Linked DNA regions of Homo sapiens: region 1 is linked to region 2. A link is a contact called in ENCODE Hi-C data. All regions are on one chromosome and are shown on one strand. The core of a region is the stretch at or near the end of the contact, and the rest is flanking DNA. Distances in the headings are between cores, read along the strand shown. Region 1 has its middle 23 kb from the start of IER2. Region 2 holds the start of CERS4 (ceramide synthase 4).

Region 1 (4,966 bases), core at 1,778-4,277, 5.0 Mb before region 2:
CCTGGCCTAAAAAAAACAATGTTGACACAGAGTCTTGCTCTGTCGCTGAGGCTGGAGTGCAGTGGTGCGATCTCAGATCACTGCAACCTCCAGCCCTCGGGTTCAAGCGATTCTCCTGCCTCAGCCTCCCCAGTAGCTGGAATTAACAGGTGCCCACCACCATGCCTGGCTAATTTTTGTATTTTTAGTAGAGATGAGGTTTCACCATGTTAGCCAGGCTGGTCTCAAACTCCTGACCTCATGATCCGCCTGCCTCAACCTCCCAAAGTGCTGGGATTACAGGAATGAGCCATCAAGCCCAGCCAATTTTATTATTATTATTATTATTATTATTATTATTATTATTATTATTTTATGCCAGGCGTGATGGCTCACACCTGTAATCCTAGCACTTTGGGAGGCTGAGGCGGGAGGATTGCCTGAGTTCAGGAGTTCAAGACTACCCTGGGCAATACGGTGAAACCCCGTATCTACTAAAATACAAAAAACAAAAAAAATTAGCCGGGCATAGTGGTGCACGTCTGTAATCCCAGCTACTCACAAGGCTGAGGGAGGAGAATTGCTTGAACCCAGGAGGCAGAGGTTGCAGTGAGCCGAGATCCCACCACCGCACTCCAGCCTGGGTGACAGAGCAAGACTCCGTCTCTTAAAAAAAAAAAAAAAGGAAAGAAAACACATGCTCCGGCTGGGCAAGGTGGCTCACGCCTGTAATCCCAGCACTTTGGGAGGCTGAGGCGGGTGGATCACCTGTGGTCAGGAGTTGCCGACCAGCCTGGCCAATATAGTGAACCCCCGTCTCTACTAAAAATACAAAAAAATTAGCCGGGCGTGGTGGCGGACGCCTGTAATCCCAGCTACTAGGGAGACTGAGGCAGGAGAATCACTTGAACCTGGGAGGTGGAGGTTGCAGTGAGCCGAGATCATGCCACTGCACTCCAGCCTGGGCAACAAGAGTGAAACTCTACCTCAAACAAACAAACAAAAAAATTAGCCGGGCATGGCCAGGCGTGGTGGCTCTGGCCTGTAATTCCAGCACTTTGGGAAGCCAAAACGGGCTGATCACTTGAGGTCAGGAGTTCCAGACCAGCCTGACCAACATGGCGAAACCTCGTCTCTACTAAAAATACAAAAAATTAGCCAGACATGGTGGCACGCGCCTGTAATTCCAGCTACTCAGGAGGCTGAGGCAGGAGAATCGCTTGAACCCGGGAGGCAGAGGTTGCAGGAGGCTGAGGCAGGAGAATCGCTTGAACCCGGGAGGCAGAGGTTGCAGTGAGCCGAAATCACGCCACTGCACTCCAGCCTGGGCGACAGAGTGAGACACCATCTCAAAAAAGAGAGAGAGAGAAAAAAAAAGCCAGGTGTGGTGGCTCACGCCTGTAATCCTAGCACTTTGGGAGGCCGAGGCGGCTGAATTACCTCAGGTCAGAGTTCCGGTCCAGCCTGGCCAACATGGTGAAATCCTGTCTCTACTTAAAATATAAAAATTAGCCGGGCATAGTTGCAGGCGCCTGTAATCTCAGCTACTCAGGAGGCTGAGGCAGGAGAATCGCTTGAACCAACGAGGTGGAGGTTGCAGTGACCCAAGATTGCGCTGTTGCACTCCGGCCTGGGCAACAAGAGCAAAACTCTGTCAAAAAAAAGTGTGAGGGGGACAGGGGAGGAGGGGACAAATAGGAAAGTTGTTTAGCTTTGCAGGGTCTCTGTCAAAACAGCTCCACTCTGCCACAGTCACGAAAAGGCAACCACAGACAATGTGGACTCAAATGGGTGTAACCTGTGTACCCTGAATTCATGAAGGCTGGAATTGCAATTTCATATAATTGTTATGTATCATGGAATACTCTTATTCTTTTGTTTTCAACCACTTAAAAATGTAAAAACCATTCTTAGCCCAAGGGCCGTGCAGAGACAACAGACGAATGCCACCTATGGGCTGCGGTTTGCCGACCTGGGTCCAGTTGGCTTCTTGTTCTCCCGCACGTTGTTGGGGGCTGGCACAGGCTAGGCTGTACCCACAAAGGTGTTGCATGAATGAACACTGCGTGCATGAATGGTGGCAGCCAGCCGGGCCAGCAAGAGAACCCTTCCATCATCACCTCTTTCCTGAACAGCCTTGGGAAAGCCACTTAACCTCTCTGGGCCTTGTGTTTACAGCTGTAAGTGATCCTGATGTTAGTCTTGCTGGTTTGTTTTGAAGATGCTAAATGTATCTGGCCCACACAGGGCCTGCCTCAGCCTTGGTGGGGGCCTAGTGATTCCCACTCCTCCTCCCCAAAGCTGACAGGCTGTCTTTAAAAGGGAGAAGGTGGCCAGGCACGGTGGCTCACACCTATAATCGCAGCACTTTGGGAGGCCGAGGCAGGCGGATCATGAGGTCAGGAGTTGGAGACCAGCCTGGCCAACATGGTGAAACCTCATCTCTACTAAAAATAGAAAAAATTAGCCGGGCGTGGTGGCAGATGCCTGTAATCTCAGCTACTCCAGAGGCTGAGGCAAGAGAATCACTTGAACCAAAGAGGCAGAGGTTGCAGTGAGCCAAGACCGCACCACTGCACTCCAGCCTGGGCAACAGAGCGAGACTACATCTCAAAACCAAAAAAAAAAAAAAAAAAAAAGGGAGAAGGCAGGAGCATCCCCACACTGGCTCAGGGCCCCCCACCATCACTCCTCAAGCCCGCCGAGCCGGCGCCAGGGCCTGGCCAGCACCACACACACACTCTTCTCCTGGCCTAAATATATTCCAACCTCAGAGACGTTCCACGCCCCATGCTCACTTCTGCCTTCCTGCCCTAGCGTGGTACCCGGAAAAAAAAATCCCACTGAAAGAGGGCGGGTAGAGGAGGAGGAAGCAGGAGAGGGCAGTGTGGATGGTCTTGACATGTGGCCTCAAGGGTCCTGACCTTTATGGGGATGCTGGGATGGCGGAGATTGGAGGATGATAAGGACCTCCATTCTGTTTCTCTCCTCTTCTCAGTCGCTCTGAGTCACCATTCTGGCAGCCCCTGGCCTAGAGCCAAGGTGAAGTGGGACATGAGGGCAGAAGGCAGGCAGGGAGATCTGCTTGAGTCTCTGGTTTCTCCTCCACGCCCACAGGGGCCATCGGTCTTGGAGCACACACCCTAGCACCCACCCAGTAAATCCGGAGGCAGGATCAGGGTACCCCAAGCCCTCTGGCTCCGGGGCCACCATTGCCACCACCCAACCCTGGGAACCAGGAAATAGAACAAGGCAGCCTGACTCCACCCACCTCAGGCTGCCATCCAGCAAGCCCACCCACCAGGAAATGGGAGGCTGGCACCCCTCACTCCAGGTAGAGGGACGGTGCAATGGGCCATGCTATGGTCTCACCAATCCCTTCCCAAGATTCTGGAACCCGCAGATCACCTCCACCATAAGGACTCGATCCAGGCCCAAGATGAGAAAACACATGCTCCTGGCCAGGCGCAGTGGCTCATGCCTGTAATCCCAGCACTTTTGGAGGCCGAGGCGGGCAGATCTAGAGGTCAAGAGATCGAGACCATCCTGGCTAACATGGTGAAACCCTGTCTCTACTAAAAATACAAAAAAATTAGCCGGGTGTGGTGGCGGGCACCTGTATGTAGTCCCAGCTACTTGGGAGGCTGAGGCAGGAGAATGGCATGAACCCAGGAGGCGGAGCTTGCAGTGAGCCGAGATGGCGCCACTGTACTCCAGCCTGGGTGACAGAGCAAGACTCCGTCTCAAAAAAAAAAAGAAAAAGAAAGAAAGAAAGAAAGAAAAAAAAAGAACACATATGCTCCAGCTGGGCACGGTGGCTCACACCTGTAATCCAGCACTTTGGGAGGCCGAGACGGGTGGATCACCTGAGGTCAGGTCAGGAGTTCGAGCCGCCAGCCTGGCCAACATGGTGAAATCCCATCTCTACTCAAAATAAAAAAATTAGCTGCGCATGGTGGCGGGTGCCTGTAATCCCAGCTACTCGAGAGGCTGAGGCAGGAGAATCGCTTGAACCTGGGAGGCAGAGGTTGTAGTGAGCTGAGATCGTGCCACTGCACTTTAGCCTGGGAGAAAGCAAGACCTCATCTCAGAAAAAAAAAAAGAAAAAGAAAACACACGGTCTAAGTTACTTTGCAGGTTGGTATGAGTATGGACAGGTAGAACAGGTGAAGCAGGCGGCAAGGCTGCGCCCCACCCCACCCCAACATTTGGCAACATCTGGAGACATCTTTCATTGGCACAGGGTTGAGGCCAGGGCTACTACTCAACATCAAAGATGCACAGGGTAGCTCCCTGCACAAAGAGTGATCTGGCCCCACATGGAGAAACCACAGGCCGGGCGCAGTGGCTCATGCCTGTCATCCCAACACTTTGGGAGGCTGAGGCAGGAGGATTGCTTGAGGCCAGCCTGGGCAACACAGAGAGATCCCCATCTCTGAAAAAAAAAAATTCTTTTTTGAGATGGAGTTTCACTCTATTACCTAGGCTGGTGTGCAGTGGAGCAATCTTGGCTCACTGCAATCTCTGCCTCCCAGGTTCAAGTGATTCTCCCACCTCAGCCTCCCAAGGAGCTGGAATTACAGGCACTCACCATCATGCCTGGCTAATTTATATATATATAATTTTTTTTTTCTTGAGACAGAGTCTCACTCTGTCGCCCAGGCTAAAGTGCAGTGGAGTGTTCTCAGCTCACTGCAACCTCCATCTCCCGGGTTCAAGCAATTCTCTGCCTCAGCCTCCCAAGCAGCTGGGACTACAGGTGCCTGTCACCACGCCCGGCTAATTTTTGTATTTTTAGTAGAGACAGGGGTTTCACCAGGTTGGCCAGGCTGGTCTCGAACTCCTGACCTTGTTATCCACCTGCCTCGGCCTCCCAAAGTGCTGGGATTACAGGCGTGAGCCACCATGCCTGGCCTAAGAAAAAAACTTTTTAAATTAGCTGACCATGGTGGCCCACATCTGTAGTCCCTGCTACTCAGGAGGGTGA
Region 2 (4,917 bases), core at 1,933-4,432:
TTGGCTCCCAGCTTGCCACCCACTCCTGGTTTTCCTTCTGCCCTCTTTCTGCTGTCTCCCAAGCTCCCAGCTTGCTTTAAAGCCCATCCTACGCCGTACCACCTGGGTGTCTAGCAGCATGGCAATTTCCAGATGCTGAGAACAGATTGCTGACTTACACCTAAAGCTTCTCCCCCATGAGCAGCTGCTCCCTCCCCCGGCCTCTCCATATCTCTCCAAGATCCACCCAAGTCTCACCCGTCCACGCCTTCACCTGGTCCAGCCCCACCATTACTCCCCTGGCCTGGTGCAGTCCCTTCCATCCTGGTCTCCAGGCTCCTGCCTTCGACCCCTGCAGTCTGTTCCCTGAGCTCTAAATAATGCCAAATGCTTGTTCAAGGCTGGCAGGCTGGCTCTGCCCTTCTTCCTCTCCCCTCTTCTGGATCTTACAACCCTGGCTTTGTGGTTGTTTCATCCAAGCACCCTGGCAGTTTCTCTCCTCTGCAATTTGCCCACTGGTCTCTTGGCCTGGTTAACTCCTCCTTACCCTTAGCGACCCAGCCAACTGTCACCTCCTCCAGGAGGCCTTCCCTGACTCCTCCTTAGGCTGAGTCAGGTGACTCCTCTGGACTCCCCCTGACCCCAGGCATGACTCTGAATTTTTTTTTTTTTTTTTTTTTTTGGAGATAGTCTCACTTTGTTGCCCAGGCTGGAGTGCAGTGGCGCGATCTCGGCTCACTGCAAATTCTGCCTCCCAGGTTCAAGAGATTCTCCTGCCTCAGTCTCCCATGCAGCTGAGATTACAGGTACATGCCACCACGCCCGGCTAATTTTTGTATTTCTAGTAGAGATGGGGTTTCACCATGTTGGCCAGGCTGCTCTCGAACTCCTGACCTTAGGTGATCTGCCTGCCTCAGCTTCCCAAAGTGCTGGGATTACAGGCGTGAGCCACCACGCCCAGCCCCTCCGTGATATTTTAATAGCCTCCAGCTCTGTGATATTCTCGTGATATTTTAATAGCCTGTTTAGCACGTATTCACAACCAGCCAGGCACTGTGTTCAGCTCTTTACCTATAGGTCATGACTGCTATTATCCCATTTTACAGGTGGAGAAACTGAAGCAGGAAGTGGTGAAGTCAGTAGCCCGGAGGCCCTCAACTCAAAGTGGCAGGACAGGGCTGGGGGGTGGTCAGGCTCAAGCCCAGCCAGTCGGAAAGGGAGAAGCTTGTGGTGCTCAGAGAAGGGGACAGGGCAGCGAGCTCCCAAGGCACCTGCCTTTCTGTGCCATCCCACGGGTGGGAGGAGGGAACCTGGGCCCACTTCTGCTGCCAACTACAGGCATCCCAGTGGCTCCTGAGCCAAGACATTCTGTGCCACGCACTGGGTCAACCGCTTTATTCAACCTGCAGACAGCCCTGGGTCAGGAGGTGGACACTGTTGTGAATTTCTCAGAGGAGAAATGGAAGCCCATACATCCCCCTGAACTCCCACCGGGCGTTAGAACCCTCTCCGGTTCCTTAGGGGTGTGGCTGCCACCGAGATCTGCCTAGCCTCGGCTTTCATCGATCCATGAACACTCCCAGGCTCAGATACTACTGACCCATTTTACAGATGGGTAAACTGAAGCTCAGAAACCTTTCCCTGGGGGCCCTACAGCCAGTTCAACGACCAAGGCCGCCCCCCACCCCCCACACCCCAGGCTCAAAGTACCTCTGCTGGCAGTGGGTGAGCTGGAAAAACAGGTAAGGAAAGTCCTCAATGCCTCTTCCTCCACGCCTGGCTGGGCCTGCTGGGGCCCAGGTGCACTGAATGAGGCTTCTAATCAGTCCCCCAGCTCCACTTCTGTGTTTATTCACAGCAGCTGCTCCTGGAAGGCAGACCCATTTGAGGCTGGGGGAGGCCGAGGGCTTCAAAGACAATTCCACAGTCCAGGAACCCTATCCCCATATAACAGACCCAGGTCGCCCCAGTGGGGTCACCCTGGCCTCTGCGCTCAGATGCCTGAGACCTTGCCTGAGCTCAGACTGGAGTCGATGGGAGCATTCCCCCATCTGGTAGGTTTTGCAAACCACAACAGCCTCTCCCCCTGCCCACCTTCCTGTGTCCCCCAGAGCAGCTTCTCCTCAAGTCTCCCAACCCAGCAATGAAAGCCTCTTCTATATACTCCTAACTACCCAGGAGAAACATCGGTCCCCCACGCTCCACTTGCAAACAGACAGAATTAGACGATGTTACTCTGCCAAAGCGAATTTTCAGTTCACCCACTTCCTATCACACCTTCCAGCCAGGTCAAGCCAGAAGCCCCCTTCCAAGTATCCCCATCTCTCCTACCCACAGCGGCTACGGGATGTTCTTAAGACACAATCCGATCACGCCATGCACCTGCTGTTCCAAGCCTCCCTGGTCCCCACCGCCCCGAGAACGGGTTCCACACTCTCCTCGCCGCTTCCCAGGCCCCGGCCAACCTCTCTCCACCTCAGACCCTCCCTCTCCGCGTTTCAGCCAGGCTGGCCTCTTTTCTGCTCCGCACACACTCCCGGCTAGGCCCTGGGCCTAAAAAGCCCTCGCTGGCTGGTCCAACCAGGCCAAATGACATTATCCCCGCCTGGGCACCTCCACCTCACCCCGGCCGCCTGATGGGTTAGCTCGGGCTTGGAATGACGTGTTTAAGCGGTTCTCAGAAGCCGTCTACGCGGCCGGGCTGCGGACTCCGAGGCCAGGGCCCCAGCTGCGTCCCCAGCCCTGGCACGTCGGGGAAACGGGGCGCTCCCCCGGCTCACACATCCGGATTCCCCCGCGTCACGAGGCCAGGATCGCCCCTACTCGCTCCAGCCCGTTTCACAGCCGCGTCCTCGGGCACCCGTTGCGCCCCGGCCCTCGTGGGGGAGCGCGGATAGCTCGGGGAGACGGCCATGATGGGAAGCCCCGAGGGGGACAGTCCCCGGCGGGGTGATGGGGGCTGGAGCCCAGCTGCGAGTGGGGGCCGGGCTGGGGCCGCCATGGCCGCGGAGGCGGGGCCGGGGACCGCCGTGAGGGTGGCGTTCGGGGCGGTGTTCGCGGCGCGGGGTGCTCGCTTACCTGGGGGTGCAGGCGGCCGGGCGCACCGAGGGCCGGCGGCGGGGCTGGGGACGGCGCGCCTAGCGGGCTACCCGGAGCAGCTGCAGACACGCGCCGCCCGCCCCAGGCAGCCGGACTCTGCTCCTGGCCGGGCCTCGGCCCCCAGCAGGGGAAAAAAGGCTTGAGTGGGGGGAGCCCGGGGCGGGGCCGTGGGGGCGGGGCCTGGGCGGGGCACGCGCCCCGGAACGGTGGGGCCTGGCGCGGGGCTGGGGCCCTGGAGAGGCGGGGCCTGGCGCGGGGCGGGGGACTTGGAGGGGCAGGGCCTGGAGCGGGCGCCGGGTCCTCCAGGCGCTTGCCCCCCTCGACGCAACTAGGCCTCTCCCTGGCCCCCGACCCCGCACCCGCACCCCATCCCCGCCCCCGTCCCCGCCCCCCCATTCTCGCCCCCGCCCCCGTTCCCGCTCCGCCCATCTCTGCCCCGCGGCGCGCCTGGCCCGGGTCCAGCCTAGCGTTTCTAGTCTGCGCCTTATCTCTCCCCTTTGAACCCAGTATTGTCCGCTGCGCGCTCCGTCCGGCCCCGGCTTCACCCCTGTTCGCTGTCTGTCTCCCCGGCCCCCTCCCAGGTCCCCTCTTCTGCCCGAGATGCTCTGGCTCTGCTCATCTGTCCACACCCCCACACTCCCGGGGCGCCCTGAGCCTCTGGGGCGCGCAGTTGGATGGTGCACAGGGGAGGCCCAGATTTCTCCAGGCCTCAGCGGCCACCCTGGGTACCCCGAGTCTGGGGCCCTGTTGGAGGGCCAGTCCAGGGGTTCGCCCGAGGCGCGCGCGGGGGCCAACCGAGGCGGTGAGGGCACCGGGCAAAGGCTGCGATTTGGTGGGGTGCAGGGGTCAGGCGACAGAGCTGGGGAGATAAGATGGGAGATAGGCCGGGTGGGTGGTGGCGCAGCCCTGGTTTTGGCTGAGGGCAGCAGCAGTGGGGGCTGGGTCCCCCGCTTGCCTGGTAGAACCGAAAATGACCCAGTCTCAGCAGCGCGCAGGGGCAGGGAGCCTGGGCGATCCCTGAACAGAGGACAGCCCCAGGGGTTTTCATAGTCGCTGGCCCACCGCATGTACTCTGGGCAAGTGGCTTCGCCTTTGGACAATAAGCCTCTGTAAAATGGGGATAATAAACCTTTCTCTGACTCAGCTCAGCAGACCCAAGACCCATGGGGTGAAGTTGGGGCCTCCCTGCCACAGGGCCCTAGGCAAGCTGAGATTTGATTTCCTCACACAGACAGGGGCGCGGGGGGCGGGGCGGTCAGGGAGGCAGGAGACCTCTGTTGCAAGTGTGGAAGAACCTGTCCCTCCAAGTTCAGACTCCTGGCGTTTGCACTTGGCCTTCCCTCTGCTACACTGTTTCTCTTTTCTTTTTTCTTTTTCTTTTTTTTTTTTTGAGACGGAGTCTTGCATTGTGGCCCGGGCTGGACTGCAATGGCATGATCTCGGCTCACTGCAACTTCTGCATCCTGGTTTCATTCGATTCTCCTGCCTCAGCCTCCCGAGTAGCTAGGATTACAGGCGCCCACAACACCCGGCTAATTTATATATATATATATTTTTTTTTTTGGAGAGACGGGGGTTTCACAATGTTGGCCAGACTGATCTCAAACTCCTGACCTCGTGATCCACCAGCCTTGGCTTCCCAAAGTGCTGGGATTACAGGCGTGAGCCAGCATGCCCGACCTTCTCTTTTCTTTTTTTAAAAAAATCTGTTAGAGGCTGGGTGCGGTGGCTCACACCTGTAATCCCAGCACTTTGGGAGGCTGAGGCGGGTGGATCACCTGAGGTCAGGAGTTTGAGACCAGCCTGGCCAACGTGGCAAAATCCCATCTCTACTAAAAA

Evidence for each region. A loop is a pair of places that touch in the nucleus more often than their neighbours do. Pooled maps may share reads with other maps.
Region 1: a loop to region 2 is called in a pooled map, with 2.9 times the contacts of the local background. The contact joins the enhancer-like site here to the promoter of CERS4 in region 2. A Hi-C loop is called at or near these places in 2 of 50 pooled maps.

Annotation. Positions count from the first base shown.
Region 1 is chr19:13,170,557-13,175,522 of GRCh38, reverse strand. No RefSeq gene overlaps it. Among named protein-coding and RNA genes, the nearest start is that of IER2, 23 kb to the right of the region's middle. RefSeq lists enhancers at 2,899-2,948, 2,989-3,048, 4,900-4,966. Within about 2 kb of position 3,027, at least 34 of the 41 ENCODE cell types and tissues checked have a DNase peak (open chromatin) inside an H3K27ac peak, as active enhancers do.
Region 2 is chr19:8,207,635-8,212,551 of GRCh38, reverse strand. It overlaps CERS4 (ceramide synthase 4), which reads right to left and starts at 3,182. Exons shown (of 12, transcript NM_024552.3): 1 at 3,058-3,182; 2 at 1,690-1,846. RefSeq lists a silencer at 2,582-3,501.